Regions from separate parts of the Homo sapiens genome. Here region 1 is linked to region 2. A link is a loop called in an ENCODE intact Hi-C map of the cell type or tissue named here. Cell type or tissue: HepG2. All regions are shown on one strand. Each heading gives the region's core, and the rest is flanking DNA. Links, peaks and the distances in the headings are about the cores only. Region 1 has its middle 31 kb from the start of C1D. Region 2 overlaps CNRIP1 (cannabinoid receptor interacting protein 1).

The links. Hi-C counts contacts between places; a loop is a spot of excess contacts. Peaks named below come from ENCODE experiments on the same cell type or tissue, not always from the same donor. Only the 100,000 strongest peaks of a DNase experiment are listed, where the experiment ranks them.
Region 1: a loop joins it to region 2, with 2.9 times the contacts of the local background. A loop is called at or near these places in 2 of 110 quality-filtered maps.

Annotation. Positions count from the first base shown.
Region 1 is chr2:68,027,716-68,036,056 of GRCh38, forward strand. No RefSeq gene overlaps it. Among named protein-coding and RNA genes, the nearest start is that of C1D, 31 kb to the right of the region's middle. In HepG2, for the core only: a CTCF peak has its summit at 4,020 (motif pointing left); a DNase peak (open chromatin) is centred at 4,006.
Region 2 is chr2:68,287,756-68,296,096 of GRCh38, forward strand. CNRIP1 (cannabinoid receptor interacting protein 1) reads right to left here. Exons shown (of 3, transcript NM_015463.3): 3 at 5,255-6,271. The coding sequence ends at 6,107. All of the region lies in intron 1 of PPP3R1-AS1 (PPP3R1 and CNRIP1 antisense RNA 1), which reads left to right. Among named protein-coding and RNA genes, the nearest start is that of CNRIP1, 28 kb to the right of the region's middle. RefSeq lists a silencer at 7,860-7,959. In HepG2, for the core only: a CTCF peak has its summit at 4,571; a DNase peak (open chromatin) is centred at 4,576; H3K27me3 peaks cover 366 bases.

The DNA.
Region 1 (8,341 bases), core at 15-8,014, 260 kb before region 2:
ATTCCTGTCCAATAATGAGTTTTTCCAATTTTGCTGTATTCAAATTTTAACCATTTAAGAAATCTGATTTAAATAAAAAATGTATTTTATGATCAGAAAACTTTGATCTTTAGAACCTCTTCAAGTTAGTGTTTGAGACTAAGAAATTGCTTTTTAACCTTACAAATTCATTCACCATTTAACAAACATTTGTTGAGCACCAACTATATATCAAACATACAAGTAGAATACAAAGTTCCTTTTAAAAAATATCAGACTCTTGCTCATTTACTTTGCTGATTTATGTGCCATGTTAAACATTACTGTCTGTAACATAATCAGTGAAAACAATATTTCCCAGTTCTCTGTGTAATGTGTCTTTTTAAGACAGCCTTGAAATTTAATCCAATGTCTGCATTATCTTCCTCATAAAAGGGGACAAATGCAACTGATAGTAAATGACATCAACATTCTTTTCTACTCACCCAGCAAAAATTATGACCTGTGGTTGGAATATTTCTAAAGCAAGTCTATGGCTAATTGGAACTTGTTTCTACAGCAGGGTTCATTTGAGAATTGGATAAGGATTGTAGATGTAACAGATAAGGTATCTGGCTTGCCAGAGTCATAGATGCCCTTTTAAGTGAGGAAATGAAAGTTGAGTGAATGTTAAGGAAAGTTTTAAGGTCCCAGCTAGCTAAGGCCAACTCAAGTCCAGAATCCATTTCTGTCTCCCAGGTCAATCTTTTGTGTAGCATACAATGAAATTGAGCATTTTGATTCTATAACTAATAGCTTCTGAATGTGTTTTCACTGGTGTGTATATACAAATAATTTTGTTAAATTTTTTGAACGTTTTGAGGTCTGGGGTTTCTTTTCTTTTTATCATTTCAGACAGAATAGAGAAAATACCAATTTCTGAAGACCTATAATCATGAAATAGGCTCATTTCAAGTTAGGAAGACTATTTTATGTCTATAAGAAATTAGCAGTATCTGAGATGGTTCAGATGAACCTTATGTTCATTTTTATGTTTCTTTAATAGCATAATAAATAGGCTGGAAGGAAAGAGGGAAGCATCCCTTCCTTCACAGCAAAGTTAGGATTGTACCAGGGAAGACCATGGCTAGCTGACAACATTTTCAGCACTTCTTTCCTAGTGTATTTTTTGTTTGTCTTCAACTTACAGATCCCCTTTTGGAAAAGTAAGATAACGCAACTAAAGACAAAGTAATGGACGTTAAAAAACGTTTCTGTTGTGTAAGCCTTTTGCCAAGTTATTATCTACTGCAGTCTCTAGATCAGTGGTTCTCAACCTCGGAAGCACAATACCATATGCTGAGGAGCTTCAATGAATGATGATGCCTGCGCCATCCCCAGGAAGTCTGATTTGTTGGTCTGGAGTGGGGCCTGGTCATGGGGATATTTTTTAAGCTCTCGGAGTGATGTGGAGCTAGAGCTGACAGCCACTGCTCTCTGCATTGCTCTAGTCAAGAGGGACAATTTCCATTAGTAGCAAAAATGGGGACTCTGTTCTTTATGGTGTGGGCTTCTTTCTCTAAATGAATTACAGAAGGGCTGACACTCTCTCATATAAGATAAAGTCCTTTTCTTTTGTTAGAAATTTTTCACTACCTGACTCCTTCAAGGATTGGGCCATGGTCTCAAACCACCTAGCAAAACCTTAGCTGTCCACACAGAATTGGTAAGACTCTAGGGTCAGGTTTCAGCCAAAGAACCTTACAAATGCAAGATCTGAGAACTCTAACTTCCCCCTAATGACCTCTTCATCTATTAACTCAGAAATCTTATTCGAGACAAAACAAAATAGAGAAAAAACTAGAAGAGAAACTTTCATTCAATTTGCCCAGTTTTGATGTAAAATGTCATCTTAATTTTACTACCACCAACCTAACATTTTAAATACCATTTTCTTCTGAAAACATGACTTCTTTTCATTTGAGTTTGTATAGGCAATGGAGGAAAATTAGCATGGTTTTACCTGCTTTATAGATGGAGAAATGTACGCCTAGTTTCTGTGATCTTTTCAAAGTCAATAGTCACCGACGGAACGAAAAAGTCAAAGCTGTGTTGTAATGTTCTTTCTGATGTTCTACAATTCATACTAAAAAATATTCTACCAAGATATTTACCTGAAGATGTATTTTAGGAATCATGATTTAAGGCTAGATCACAAAATTCAGTGAAATTTAAAAGAGCCATAAAAATAATAAATCTGGAACAAAGTAAATCCTGCAACTTGATGGATAGGCCTCTATGGTCTGTAAAGACACATACAAATTATATGTGGTTTTACCCTTTAGTTTTACAATCACTGACTTTCAAAATGATTTTTTTCTCATTATATTTATAATTTCTGTTAATAGATAGCTAATACAAATGAAATAATGTGACAAAATGATAGGTATGGGGGGAATTACAAGTGATCATTACTGAAGAAGGGCATAGAAATTTCTTTTCTAGAAAATTTCCAAGAGGATTTACAGACCTCTGTCCCCAAATACTCTGAACTAGTAGAAATAGCAAATTAGACTCTTTCAGCATAGTGACTCTACATAGTTTCTGAAGAAACTAAATACGCTTCACACAAATCTATCTTGCATTAAGACAATAAAAATGTTCCTCCTCCTAGCCCCCCCTCAAAATAAAATAAAATAAAATAAATCTCCAAAGAGAAGGAATGGTGAGGATAAGAATTACTTATCTCTCCTTGTTCTTGGTTTTAGTAGATATTGATGGCCAGAGTCCAAGCCCAGGATGATGTTCAACTATAGTTTCAGATTGGGGGTCCAGGTCTCAGTACCTATAAATACTGCTGAAGCATCTTGAGTACTATTAAAGGAAAGTGAACATCGAGGCTCTGATGGCCATATACCTTGTTGCAGGGCGTTGGGGGAGGACTTACCTCTTTTCCCAAACTTTATTTCCATTAAGAATCAAATTACATAAAGCCCACTGATCCATATCATACATACATCAAAAAGCAATGATAATGTTGCCAACAAGAAATAAATCAAGAAGGGTTCAGGCTCCAAGTAACCCAGAAGGCCCCAAGCTCAACAGGGGAAGAAACACAAACTCTGCTCTTCCATAACCCTCCAAGAATAAGCCCCAGAATGATAATACCTTCGCTGCGTTCAAAACTCAGCTCTCTGGACAAAAGCAACTTCTCCATTCCGCACTTATTTTTTGTAACTCATTTAGAGGTTTTAAGTTAAGTTAAATATATTTTTTTCCAAAAATTAAAAGATTCTTTTAAAGTAAGCAAATAAGCTTGAAAAATACTTGGGAGAAATAGGAAGCTCTATTTTCAACTAAACAGATTTCAAATTTCTGCACTGAAATCAAATTAAAAAGTATTTTTTACCTCATTGCTGCTTCATTACTATTTCACCTTTTTAGTTTGAGAGATTTATTGTATGTATTGAGCTATATATGGTACTCAGTTTGGAACTAAGCCATTGTACATTTATAGAAATGGTATGAAATCTTCAGAGGCTCATATTACTTAAAATCTGCTTGCTAAGTGATTTTTTAAAAGAAAAATGAAAAACTCTTGTCTATGAACAGGGTCTCTCCAAACTCTGATTTTTCTCTAAGAATGCTCTTTAAAACAGGCTATCAAGGAAAGGGACTCTTTTCCATTGTCCCTTGTCATTCAAAGTCTCTCTTCACAAGTTCTTAGTATCTGACTTGGATTTTTTCTTTACCATTATAAATACCACTATTGCATAGAAATCTTGGAAGACATTTTTGTGACTAAAAGAAACTGAAAAAGGAGAAATTTACAGTATGGCTTTGGTAATAATAAAGCATAAATTTAACTTTTCACACTTAGGGTAACATATATTAATATTTAGTCATGAGATCTGCTGGGGTTTCATCTGCTGTAGATAGCTGTCAAGTTTTAATCACTGTATCATTTTCTTTCCACCATGCATGAAATACAAAGAATAGCTTTCACTTCATTTTTGTGTACACAAAGGCACGATAGAAAATCTCCTATGTTCTTTTGCTGCCATCCAGTGGTTCTGATTGATAAATGCAATGATGATAAATCTAACATGAGACAGAAACATATATGGGTATGAAAGAGACACATGTACACCTTTAAGAAAGCCTAAAGCATGAAAAACCAAATTGTTGAAAGTGATAAGTTTTAAATGGGATAGTTACATTATAAAATGTTCCTCTGTGTTGCATGAAGATTGAGGGAAAACCTCCCTTAGATTGTAAGTTCAAGCAAGAGTGGGGACACTGAACTTCACTCTCCCATTGTCACAGGCTAGCTGGGCATCAGCACTTAGTAGGCACTCAGGAAACACTTGCTTACCACAGCTTTTTTATTAACTGATTCATTAAAATGCTAATTATAATCACAAGCGGGGAAGCACAGTGCAAACTTTTTTGCAGTTGAGTGTAATTTAGCCAATTGTCTCCTGGTGTGGGGATTTCTTACTTTCTATAAAGAGCAGTTTTACATAGCGGTGAACAGGAGTTGGAGGGAGAGGGAGAATTCGTAAGTTTAAGGTAAGAATTATTTTTGAGAAATATAACCAGGTGTATCAATACTATGTTTCTTGAATAGTTTTAAGATGGTCTAAGCTGGAGGATAAACTGCCAAACATTATCAAAAATGGCTATTCAGGGCCAGGCATGGTGGCTCACGCCTGTAACCCCAGGACTTTGGGAGACACAGGCGGACAGATTACTTGGGGCCAGGAGTTCAAGACCAGCCTGGCCAACATGGTGAAACCCAATCTCTACTAAAAACACAAAACTTAGCCAGCCATGGTGGTGCGTGCCTGTAATCCCAGCTACTCATGAGACTGAGGCATGAGAATCGCTGGAGCCCAGGAGGCGGAGGTTGCGGTGAGCTGAGATCACTTCACTGCACTCCAGCCTGGGTGACAGAGTGAGACTCTGTCTCAAAATTTACAAAAAAACAAACAAAAAAAAGCTAGTCAGAATTTTTCTATTGCTGACACTAGCAATAGAGCACACCATAAAAAATGTGATGTGGCTCCAAATTATGAAGTCGGTATGCAGGTGTAACACTGACACCACACTAACCCAAACTGAAACCAGCTAGATAAGTGTTTGAAAATTCAGAGCAAGTTTGGCCAATCAGCAAATAGAATTCATGACTGACCTAGGTCGTCTCCTCCGGTAAAACCTCCTCCATGTAGCTCCTCGGCCAGTAATTAGGCTTAAAGGGAAGAAAACAGTGGTTAAGGCGGAGCCTCCAGAATGGCCCCACATCCTAGCCTCACTAACCGCATAATCTTGGGCAAGGCCTAACCTCTCTGAGCCTTGATAGCTTTACCTGTAAACAGAAAATAATACCCACCTCAATTGGCTTCTTGTGTAGATGACAAATGAGGAACACAGTGCCTGGCAAAGACTCAGTGTTAGCTGCCATAAATGCATATATACCACATGCACACACGTACATGGCATTAACAGACACACACACACAGAACAAACACTATTCAGAGCAGAGGGAATGATTGGACAATCTTTCTACTCAGTTGTAAATCATTTATTAAATTTAATAACCTATACTTTAGTTACAGAGACTGGTACAAAAAAAGTAAACATTGCGCCTGGGTTCCAGATGTGAAAACGACAATCCAGTGGGAATTTTAAGATCTCACTTATTCCACTTTATTCACTTTATCATAATAAAAAGCAAAAATATTTAAAACAATTAGTAAGAAGGGCATCAAAAACAAGACCTCAGTAAATTCAATTATACTTTCCAAGTCACATATTAAGAAGCATTTCTTATTTATCTCTGACAAAAATATCTAACCGTGGAAGAGGATTCTTACTCTTTGTCTTTTAGGAAGTTGGATATATTGAAAATGTCTTCCAATGAGTCAGGGAATTCAAAGAATTTCAAGATGCATTTTAAGTTAAAGTCCAAGTTTATTCCGAATGAAACGTTCTATTTCCCAGCATCTCAGGAGCCAGACCCTAGCTCCTTTCCAATTTTCTTATTAAGAAATTTAAGATTTTTCTACATCTCATTTGATCATTTACATCATATTTTTAAATCTCTGCAAAAACGTATGGCAGAACCTATAAACAAAATCTTGAAAAACAAATTACAGCACAACTGAATGCTGGTGAGGAGGAGGTGCAATGGCAACTTGCATTCACTGATGTTGGGAATGCAAAATGGTATAGCCACTTTGAAGGACAGTTTGGCAGTTACAAAACTGAAAATACTCTTAACATAGAATCTAGCAGTTGCACCTCTTAGTATTTGCCCAAAAGAATTGAAAACTTACGTCCACACAAAAACCTACACATGATGTTTACAGCAGCTTTATTCATATTTGCCAAAACTTAGAAGGAACCAAGGTGTCCTTCAGTAAGTGAAGGATATATAAACTGGTGGTACACCTGGACAATGGAATACTTCTTAGTGCTAAAAAGAAATGAGCTATCAAGTCATAAAAAGACATGGAGGAAACTGAAATGCAATTATTAACTGAAAGAAGCCAATCTGAAAAAGTTACATACTGTATGATTCCATATGACATTCTAGAAAAGGAAAAATTATGAAGACAGTAAAAAGGTCAGTGGTTGGCAGAGGTGGGAGTGGGGAGAGGGATGAATAAGTGGAGCTCAGTGAAAATACTATATGATACTGCAACGGTGGGTACATGTCATTATATATTTGTCCAAACCATGGAACGTACAACACTGAGAGTGACCCCTAACGTAAATGATAAAGTTTGTGTGATTATGATGTGTCCATGTAGGTTCATCAGTTGTAATAAATGTGCCATTATGATATATGATGTTGTTACCGGAGAAGCTTGTGGCTGTGTGGGGACTGGGGTCTACAGGAACTTGCTGTGAACCTAAAATTGCCCTAAAAATAAAGTTTACTAATTAATTTTTTTAATTATATACAAAGGGGAAGAGGAATACAGGCAAAAACAAAAAATCTCACACAATTATAGAATAGTTTCTGTAAATTTCAAGGCAGTACATAACAATTAAGCTTAGCAAACCAAACTTTAAGATATGTATTAAGTTGTACATAGTACCTACCACAAAAGGACTTACACATACATTACCACTATTTCCAAAAGATGCTTTTAACATCTTTTTTTCAATGTTACATATTTTAGGCTGGGTGTGGTGGCTTACACCTGTAATCCCAGCACTTTGGGAGGCCAAGGCAGATGGATCACCTGAGGTCAGGAGTTCAAGACCAGCCTGGCCAACATGGTGAAACCTTGTCTCTACTAAAAATACAAAACTTAGCCGGGCATGGTGGTGGGCACCTGTAATCCCAGCTACTCAGGAGGCTGAGGCAGGAGAACTGCTTGAACCGGGAGGTGGAGGTTGCAGTGAGCCAAGACCACACCACTGCATTCTAGCCTGGGAAAGAGTGAGACTCCGTCTCAAAAAGAAAAAAAGAAAAAAAAAGGTATATATTTTAATTATGTTAAGTTACTGTAAATGCCTAGCTGAAAGAATAAAATTTAATTACAGGTATTTCTAACGTTATGTATTTACACAACATCATGTAGCTGGGAAACCTCAAATAACTTTTGCTAAAATAAAATTTTAAGTGGTATCAATAATTAAGAAATTATTAGGTTAGCCTTTATTAGTGTTGTCTACAAATTTTAAAAGGTGATAGATAAAATCTGGCAATTCCAATTCTATAAACCCAAATTTCAATTGTTCTTAGGACAAATTCTAAAATGATGTTACATTTTGCGACATCTTTGACAATGTGTAATATTTAGTAATATTCAATTTCCATTATAATCCAGTTAGGTTCCAGTGAGACAACAGATTATAAACACATTTCCTACAAACTAACCTCCCCTGATGAAAATTAGGTACAATAAAAATCCCTTTCAATTTAGCATTATTAAGACATTCAAGCAAAAATCACACTATCATTTACATATGATAACCCTACTGTTGCGGTGTCTAAACTTATCTTGGTAAGATTCAGAAGTTTCAAAATACCATGGAAGGCAGATTTGGAAGAGACCTACTTCCAAATAAGAGTTCTTATTCTCTAACTATATCTGGAAGGCAACTTGTCTAAAAGTAAACTGAGCCCAAATTTAGGAAAAATAGTTAATGCTCACAGACTATATATATGTATATATATGATAATGAAATATTTGCTACCACATTTAAGTATTCTTATATTATTTCTCCATCACTGAAATGTTTTATTGCTTAAAATTTCAGTAACTAAATAACTCGTATTCACAGGAGTACCTCATTGTCATGCTGCTTCTTTGAACGAATTTTGTTGCTTGTCACTACAACTTTTTTTCTCTTTCGTTTTACCAAA
Region 2 (8,341 bases), core at 35-8,034:
ATGGAGGTCAGATCCTATCATGTGCCTCGACGGGGGAGGGCTGGAAACATTTGGTAAGCAGCACAAGTAATTACCCTGATGAAAATAAACAACTTCATAAACTTCAAAGAATAACATACCTTAGGACTATCATTAATAATACGAACGTGACAAGGCAAATTCACTGGAAGCAATGTCAGTAAAAGAATTCAGAAACTTTTTTCTTTCTCATCCACTTTCCTTCTTTTAGTCTCCTTTAAAGGGAGCAGGAGAACTAACCCCGTAAAGGCTAACAGATTGCAAACTTCTTGCTGGCTGGTTTGCAGCCGGCCGGCCAGCCAGCCAGCCAGCCAGCCAGCTCTTTCTAGAATCTCATCACCTTTTTGTTGAGTCAGCTCATTTTCCCTGAGTCAGTAAGAAGATGTGGAAGCTGTCCAGAGATCTTAAGAAAAGCAGAAGTTAGGTTGAGGGTGGTAAAGCTTTTCAGAAATAGGATAATAAAATATCTGAGTAAACAATATTTCAATATTTTTCTTGACTCAACGTTTTAGAGGAGTCAGGAAAGACTTCATAGTGACATTTAAGCTGGCACTTGAAGGCGTTTGCAAGGTAGGAAATGGAGTAGGGCGTTCCAAGCAGAGGGAACAGGCTGTGCAGTGGCAAGGAAACTGCTTTGGACTTGGTAGATCTGCAGGAGAATAAGAAATTCACTGTGACCAGAGACTAGAATGCCTGTCAGGATTACTGTTAAAGTACTAGCGTAGGGCCAAAAATACTGTATTTTTCATTTGTTAGCAAGTGGGAAATGAAATACCCTACTTGTTAAGGAAAAATTTTAGTCTTACCTAGTGCTCTAATAGTAGTTAACATGGCTTCAAAGAGAAAAGATTATATGCAAGTAATTTGCTATAAAGAGAACTATAGGCAAATGAGTTTCTAGCAACTGAATACTTCTGTTTGTTGGCAACAATTGTTGGCAACAATTAATATATCCACAGAAACTTTCTTTGGGAAAACAAGTTACCTACTAGGCTGCAAACAAATTAAGGCAAAACTACCAGGTTATAAAAACAAACACTGCAGGAGAGTGGGCAGGTAATGAGGTGATTTTAAATGAAATACATTTGTCAAGAGAACAGTGATGGGGAGAAGAAAAACAAGGAGCTTTACGTATGATATATCATTTAATCCTAACACATGTTGTGAAGTGAATGTTATTATCACCATTTCATAAATGTGAAAACTAAAGATCAAATAAAGTAGCTTCTTATAAAATGAGCTGTTTAAATTTGAGCCTTATTTTTGAATCTCTGAGACATTTTTCCTCTGTAAAATGGAGACATGACACATCCTGCCTACCTCACAGGGTGGTTAAGAGGATTAAAAGAAATAACAAAAGAAATTGACATCATTCTTGACCTTGACTTTTTAATCAGAAAATCTTAAGTTTTCTGATTCTGTCTTGATGTTTGTATATTCTTCAAAACTATGTCTTTATATAGGAAACTTAAGATGGCTGTTTGTGGAAAAAGTCTTTCTAGCATATCTTAAAATATGCTATTTTAAACTATTTTTAAATAATTAAAAATTTTACCTTTCCAAGCATCAAAATAGAGTATAACGTTTGGCCATTATCTGAAATCCATTCATGGAATATTTTAGGAAAATAAGTTTTATTTTTTAAACTCCTTTAGTTTTTCTCTTGGCATTTTAAATAATTTTGTTTGAAAATGTATCGCTCCTTTTCTTTTTTTCTTTTTTTTTGAGACAGAGTCTTGCTGTGTCACCCAGGCTGGAGTGTAGTGGCAGGATCTCAGCTCACTGCAACCTCCACTTCCAGGGCTCAAGAGATCCTTCCACCTCAGTCTCCTGAGTAGCTGGGACCACAGTTGCACACCACCACGCCCAGCTAATTTTTGTGTTTTTCATAGAGACATGGTTTGGCCATGTTGCCTAGGCTGGTCTCAAACTCCTGGGCTCAAGCGAGCCACCTGCATTGGCCCCCCAAAGTGCTGGGATTACAGACATGAGCCAACGTGCCCAGGCTCCCTTTCTTTTTTAATGAAATATACCAAATAATGATATTATGTGCCAGGAACTGTTCTGAAGGTTTAATGTACATTAACTTATTTAATCCTCATAACCATTCTGCAAGGTAAATACTATTATCTCCATTTTCCAAATGAGAAAATTGAGGCACAGAGGTATTAAGTGACTTGCCTAAGACCACACAGCTAATAAACAGCTGAGCTGGGATTTAAATTGAGGTATTTTTGCCCAGAATCTGAACTTTTTTTTTTTTTTTTTTTTTTTGAGAAGGAGTCTCCTCTGAAGCCCAGGCTGGAGTGCAGTGGCATGATCCCGGCTCACTGCAACCTCCTCCTCCTGGGTTCAAGTGATTCTCCTTCCTCAGCCTCCCAAGTAGCTGGGATTACAGGCGTGCACCACCATGCTGGGTAAATTTTACATTTTTAGTAGAGACGGGGTTTTGCCATGTTGGCCAGGCTGGTCTTGAACTCCTGACCTGAAGTGATCTACTCGCTTCAGCTTCCCAAAGTGCTGGGATTACAGGCGTGAGCCACTGCGCTTGGTGGAGAATCTGAGCTTTTAAACACTGAACCATGATACATTACTGATGATAATGGGCCCTCTTTCTAAATGAATCAGGAATATCATTAGGCTTATCAATTTTTATTTGATATATACAGAAACTACTGTGGTTTAATACAGGATTATTTATGTACCTACAGGATACAGTTGTCCCCATCTACTGTTCTTTTGATTTACTTTGTCTGCTTTTTATAGTTTTCTCTGTCCTCTCTGAAAAAAAAAGAATATTTTCAGTATATCTGCCTCTACAAATTGTCTTCTTCCCTTTCATGTTCTACTTCCAATTTCATAAGAGTCAGAAACCAGATCACCCCACATGTTAGAATTGTGTCTAAAACAGGAGTCAAGAGGCCTTGGGAGAAGACCCGAGCCTTTAGTGAATGGACTTGGTGACATCTGTGACAGGGATCTTTATTTTTTGGCATGTTTTCTGTTCTTAACTGTGATCCAGATAGTTTAAATGGCTGGATAAGTGACTTCTCAGTAAGCGAGGTGTCACAAAATATAAACTCAAGGCATTTCTATTCTTCCACCTGTTCAAAAGTGTTTTAGTCATCATCATAATTGGAAGGATGGCCTAGTTCCTCAAGCTTCTGGGTAGCCATCTGATGCTTGGAGGTAGAGAGACGTGGCTACAACTTGTATAAAAATAGCCCTTCCAGATGGCTGAGGGGCAAAGTTACAACTCAGCAGCTCGATATAGCTGAGCACTCAAATTTTGGAGTAGGAGGAGAGCTATGTGAGAAGTAGCCAGAGAGACTGGGCTGGAGCCCAATCATAAGTAGAACAGTATATGCCAGGAGCGATCACTTAACGTGCAGATTAGCTGTTAAGTTTTTCTGTTACTTCATCTCCATCTCCTCCCCAACTCCCTTGATTCAACCTTACTTCTGGCCCTAAGGAAACACATACACATACGACATAGACAGATATGCACACACACTTTCCCCTTTTTTTTTTAAAGGAGTATAAAATAGAGGAACAAACCATAACTCTTAAAAGGCTTCAGAATTCTACTAGTCTAACCCTTCATTTTAGAGATAAGCAAACTGAGGCAGAGAAAGGTGTGGTGACCATCCAGGATGTGAGCAGGACTCCCACGCTCCAGGTGCTCTGCCAGGGCTCATCTTCTGGCTCGTTTGTGGGACACTGATAACAGCGCAGCTATCCCAGGACATGTTTCCTCCAAGTCTGCTTTGACTCATTTCAAACTCTAAATAAAGCCTTTAGTTAAAAAAGAAAAAAAAAAGTATGGGCCCAGCGTAGTGGCTCACGCCTGTAATCCCAGCCCTTTGGGAGGCCAAGGCAGGTAGATCACGAGGTCAGGAGTTTGAGAACAGCTTGACCAACATGGTGAAACCCCATCTCTACTAAAAATATAAAAATTAGCTGAGCGTGGTAGCACACGCCCGTAATCCCAGCTACTCAGGAGGCTGAGGCAGGAGAATTGCTTGAACCTGGGAGGTGGAGGTTGCAGTGAGACAAGATCATGCCACTGCACTCCAGTCTGGGTGACAGAGTGAGACTCCATCTCAAAAAAAAAAAAAAAAAAAAAGAGTGGATTATTGCAAAAGTCATGATAATGTCTCCACCCTCAACACAAATACTCAAGCTCTAGTCCCTGGCTTGAAAACCTGTTTCACCAGTGAAAATATTTACTAATCAAATTAGTAAATATTAAATTGTGTAGTTCCCACTTTTTATTTTAAATCTTTTATTCACTCTGCATTTCTATTGGATATTCTGGAAGAAAAACCTCTGTAGTAAATCCATTGTTTTAAATATCTCAATGTCTGTTCAAATAATTGAGTGTTGGTTTTAAAAAATAGTCATTAGGAATGGGTTAGTACTTACGTTTTAGCAATTGTAATGAAGACTTTAAAAAAAAACAAAAAAACAAACAAAAAACACAAGCTTATTGAGAAACATGTTACACTCCTTTAACATCATTTATGATCCCCAAAGGCAAGGCATTGCTGTTCCCTGGTGGCTGTACAGCATCACTGCAGGTAAGCGATTTGGAGGTAGAAAAGGTGTTGAGTGCCAGCCTTTCAAATTCAGTTCTACAATGAATCAACTTTTAAAAATACTCCCAGTAGCTTGCATTTTCTTATAAGAAGGGTTTACAGGTAGCAAAAACAAACAATCCCCAACGAACTTTTTCCAATACTATAGGATTTGTGCTGCCCAAGTAAATATTACATTATTGGAAAATAGCATGTTACTTTTCAAGAGGAAGTTCACTTCCTTCTTATGGAATTTATCCTTAAACTGTATGGTATATGGGCTTTGTGCAAGGTGCTGGAAGTAGGCAAGGAGGCCTCAACCATGATGTACACACACTATTATAGCACCATTGCTCTCCTGCTACTGAGTCACATAGCTCACCAACTGGGGAGGGGTCACCACAGAAAGAGTAATGGAGCGAGATAGGTACAAGCATTTTTTGATTGCCCGCCAAGCACCTGGGCCTGTGCTAGCCCTGTTAAACTTGGCTGGAGCAATCCTGCTAAAAGGTCAGGCTTGATTCATGAATAGGTGTGCTAATTCTACTCCGGATACATCCCCGTCATCCTGTAGCATACAGGCCTGAGTGAAGCTGGCCTAGAGCAGGGATTCACCTGCTAGATAATTATTGCCCAAATTAAGAATGCAAGTCAGGGCATGATTTTCAACGCCTTTATTAAGAAATATCAAAAGTTGATTACAGGTCCATATGCAGTTTTACAAAGTTCAAGTGAAGAAGACTGTAGGGATGCCATCAATGTGCGTGTCTGAAGACTATGGAAGCTTGTCAAAGGGGTAACCCTACAACTCCTGTCACTTTAACAATGGTCCACAGCAATGCTTTTCCCCCATTTCTACTAGGCTAGGCCATTGCACAATACCTTAAGCTACTTAAAAGAGTTTTAATACGTTATAAATACGTACATATTTGTCCTTCTAGTTTGTTACCATCCTTCCCTGAAAGAGCGGAGCTGTTTATAGGAAGCACAACATTTGAGTCCCATTCACTGCTGTTTGTATTACATTTTCACAAAGCCTGCTTTGAAAGCTGGCAAACACTGCAAGTTACATGTTACCATATTACACATGGGAGGACCCATACACATTGTTATTTTTAAATTTAACATTGAACAAAAAAAAGGAGGAATCACTTAACTTGGAAACAAAACACCAAAGTTAGTCAGTGGAATGGTCAAGAGCAGGACAAGCCTGCCAGGGCCACTGAACTCCAGTCACAAGTGGTCAAAAGTATGACCGAGAACAACTGGATGCAGGAACATCAGCACAAAATACAGATGGGAATATTCTCGGGAGTGGTACATCACCATCTTGTATGTGAGGGATATTGTGTCAGAGGGGAATTACACTTTCAAAATAACCAGGGCTAGTAGGTCATTAGTACCAGATGGGGAACAGCAATGGTGTGGCATGCCTTGTTTAAGGCCTGCGCTGGTTTATCTAAAAGTAGATTTCTGAAAAGATTGTCCAGTAGCATCAGAAAGAGCCACTTTCAGAGGAAGGACTCCTTGTTCACCCACATCAGACTGCGTGTCTCGTTGGGCTTGCATTCATACTCAATGACAGAGAAGGGGCTTCCCCACTGGCAGTGATCCCGCTTGTGGTAATTGTAGAACTTGACTTGCCACACTGTCTCGAAGGTCCCAATGTCTGTGAACTGAGGGAAGAGAAACATGCCTGATAAAAAACCTCATTCTGCCACGAGCAATAGATGAGAGCTAACATTAGTGATGTAGCTCCTGGATAATCAAGCAGACCCAGTCCAGATTCTCTTGGTCTGCAAGGCTCGGAAGGCTTTCCTTTAGTGGTCTAGCTCCCTCCTTTATGATGGGAGATATTTTCCTAAAAAGCTGTCTGTAAACCATTCTTCTCTATAAAATCTGATTCCCATTGCAAACGTGCCACTCGCTATCATATTGCTTTTAATAAAAATAACTGCAAAGTTTATCTTGTTTTTCAAGTTTAATTTTTTGAAAACTTAGAATTTTAAAGCTTACTCTAAAATGGCCCCTGCTGGCCAGGTGCAGTGGTTCACCCCTGTAATCCCAGGCTGAGGCAGGATGCTAGCTTGAAGCCAGGGGTTCCAGAATAGCCTGAACAACAAAGCAAGATTCTGTCTCTAAAACAAACCCCCATGTTCATCCCCCAAATGGTCCCTGCTACAGAAGGGGAATGGCGAAGGGAAGAGAAGGAATAAAGTTTACTGGCTTTTCTCAAAATACAATGGTACAAAACAACCTGTCTACAATACATCTACATAAAATTTCCATCATTAGTTTCAATTCCAAAGAAAAATATTTCAAAGTGATAACTGAAAATATTTCATTGGAAGTGTTAAAGGCCATATTTTAACTATTAAACATTGAATACTTATAAGTCAGGAGTCCATGCCTACATCTTGGGCTTAGATTATACATTACCCAGAACCATATTTGAGTATCTGCTATGTACCTTGCATGTATAAAAATTCGTATAAGGCAGGATTGTTGCTCTTAAGAAGTTAGCATTCTACTTCCAGAAGGTAGGCCCTGTAAATCACTGCACAGAACTCTCCTGAGGTATAAAGTACACATTTCTCTTGCAGCTGAGAAGAGTACCTGGAATACCCTGGAGGCCACTGGGCAGATGCTCAAGTGGCCTGTGGGGTAGCCTGACCCTGCTACTGCCTTCTGGAGCTATTTAGGGGATCTGGCATTAAACTGCATGATGCCTGTCGTTATTTTCTCCTCTGACCCTCCCCTGTCATGGGAGGGGACAGGGACTGACTTGGCAGGACTCTTAGACTTGTCTGGAGCCAGAAGACGTGGACAGAGGAAGGCAGTGAGCATTAGGAGTCTTATGCTTCTTGCTGATACAGGAGGAGGGTGATCAGGTGCTTTCCAGATAGCTTTCCAAGATGCTCTCAAAATTATATCTTGCACCATTGCCTCATCCTGCTAATTTGATCCCAAAACAAGATCTAGGCTTTCCTCTGGGAAATTTGCTTGATTTGAAATAGTGGATGATATACCTAGAGTCCACAGACCTCCCAGGTATGAAAGTGGATTACCTCTTTTTAGAGAGTCATGGCTTAAAGACCTATATAAGCATACAGCAGCTTTATTCACAATAGCCCCAGGTTGGAATTGACCCAAATGTTTATTCACATGTTGATAAGCAAGTTTTGGTATATTTATAAAATGGCCTTTTGCTGAACAATAAAGGAAGACATGCTGATTCAAGCAGCAACAGGGATGGATCTCAAAGACATGCTAAGCAAAATAATCTAGGCCCCCAAAGTACATGCTGTATGAATCCATCTATATAGTGACAGAATGTAACCTACACTGACAGGAAACATCTGTGGTTATCTAGAGCCTAGGGTGAGAAGGGGAACTGATGCAAATGTGCAAGAGGGAACTTTTTAGGGGTGATGGAAGCATTCTGTATCTTGATTGGGATGGTGGTTACATGGCTGTACATATATGTTGGTCAAAACTAATTGAACTGTATGCTTAAGATGAGTCCATTTATTACATGTAAACTATACCTCAAAGTTAAGAAAAATAGAAATATCCATTTTTAGTGAGCTATAAGAAAACAGGTATTCTAAATGCTGCTAATGGGAATTGAATTAGCCTTTTGGAAGGATCATTTGCATGAAGTTAAAGGTGTGAGTACATTCAGGCCCAGCAATTCCATTTATAATTTATCTTAAGAACATCACAAAGTTTAGAGTAGTAAACAA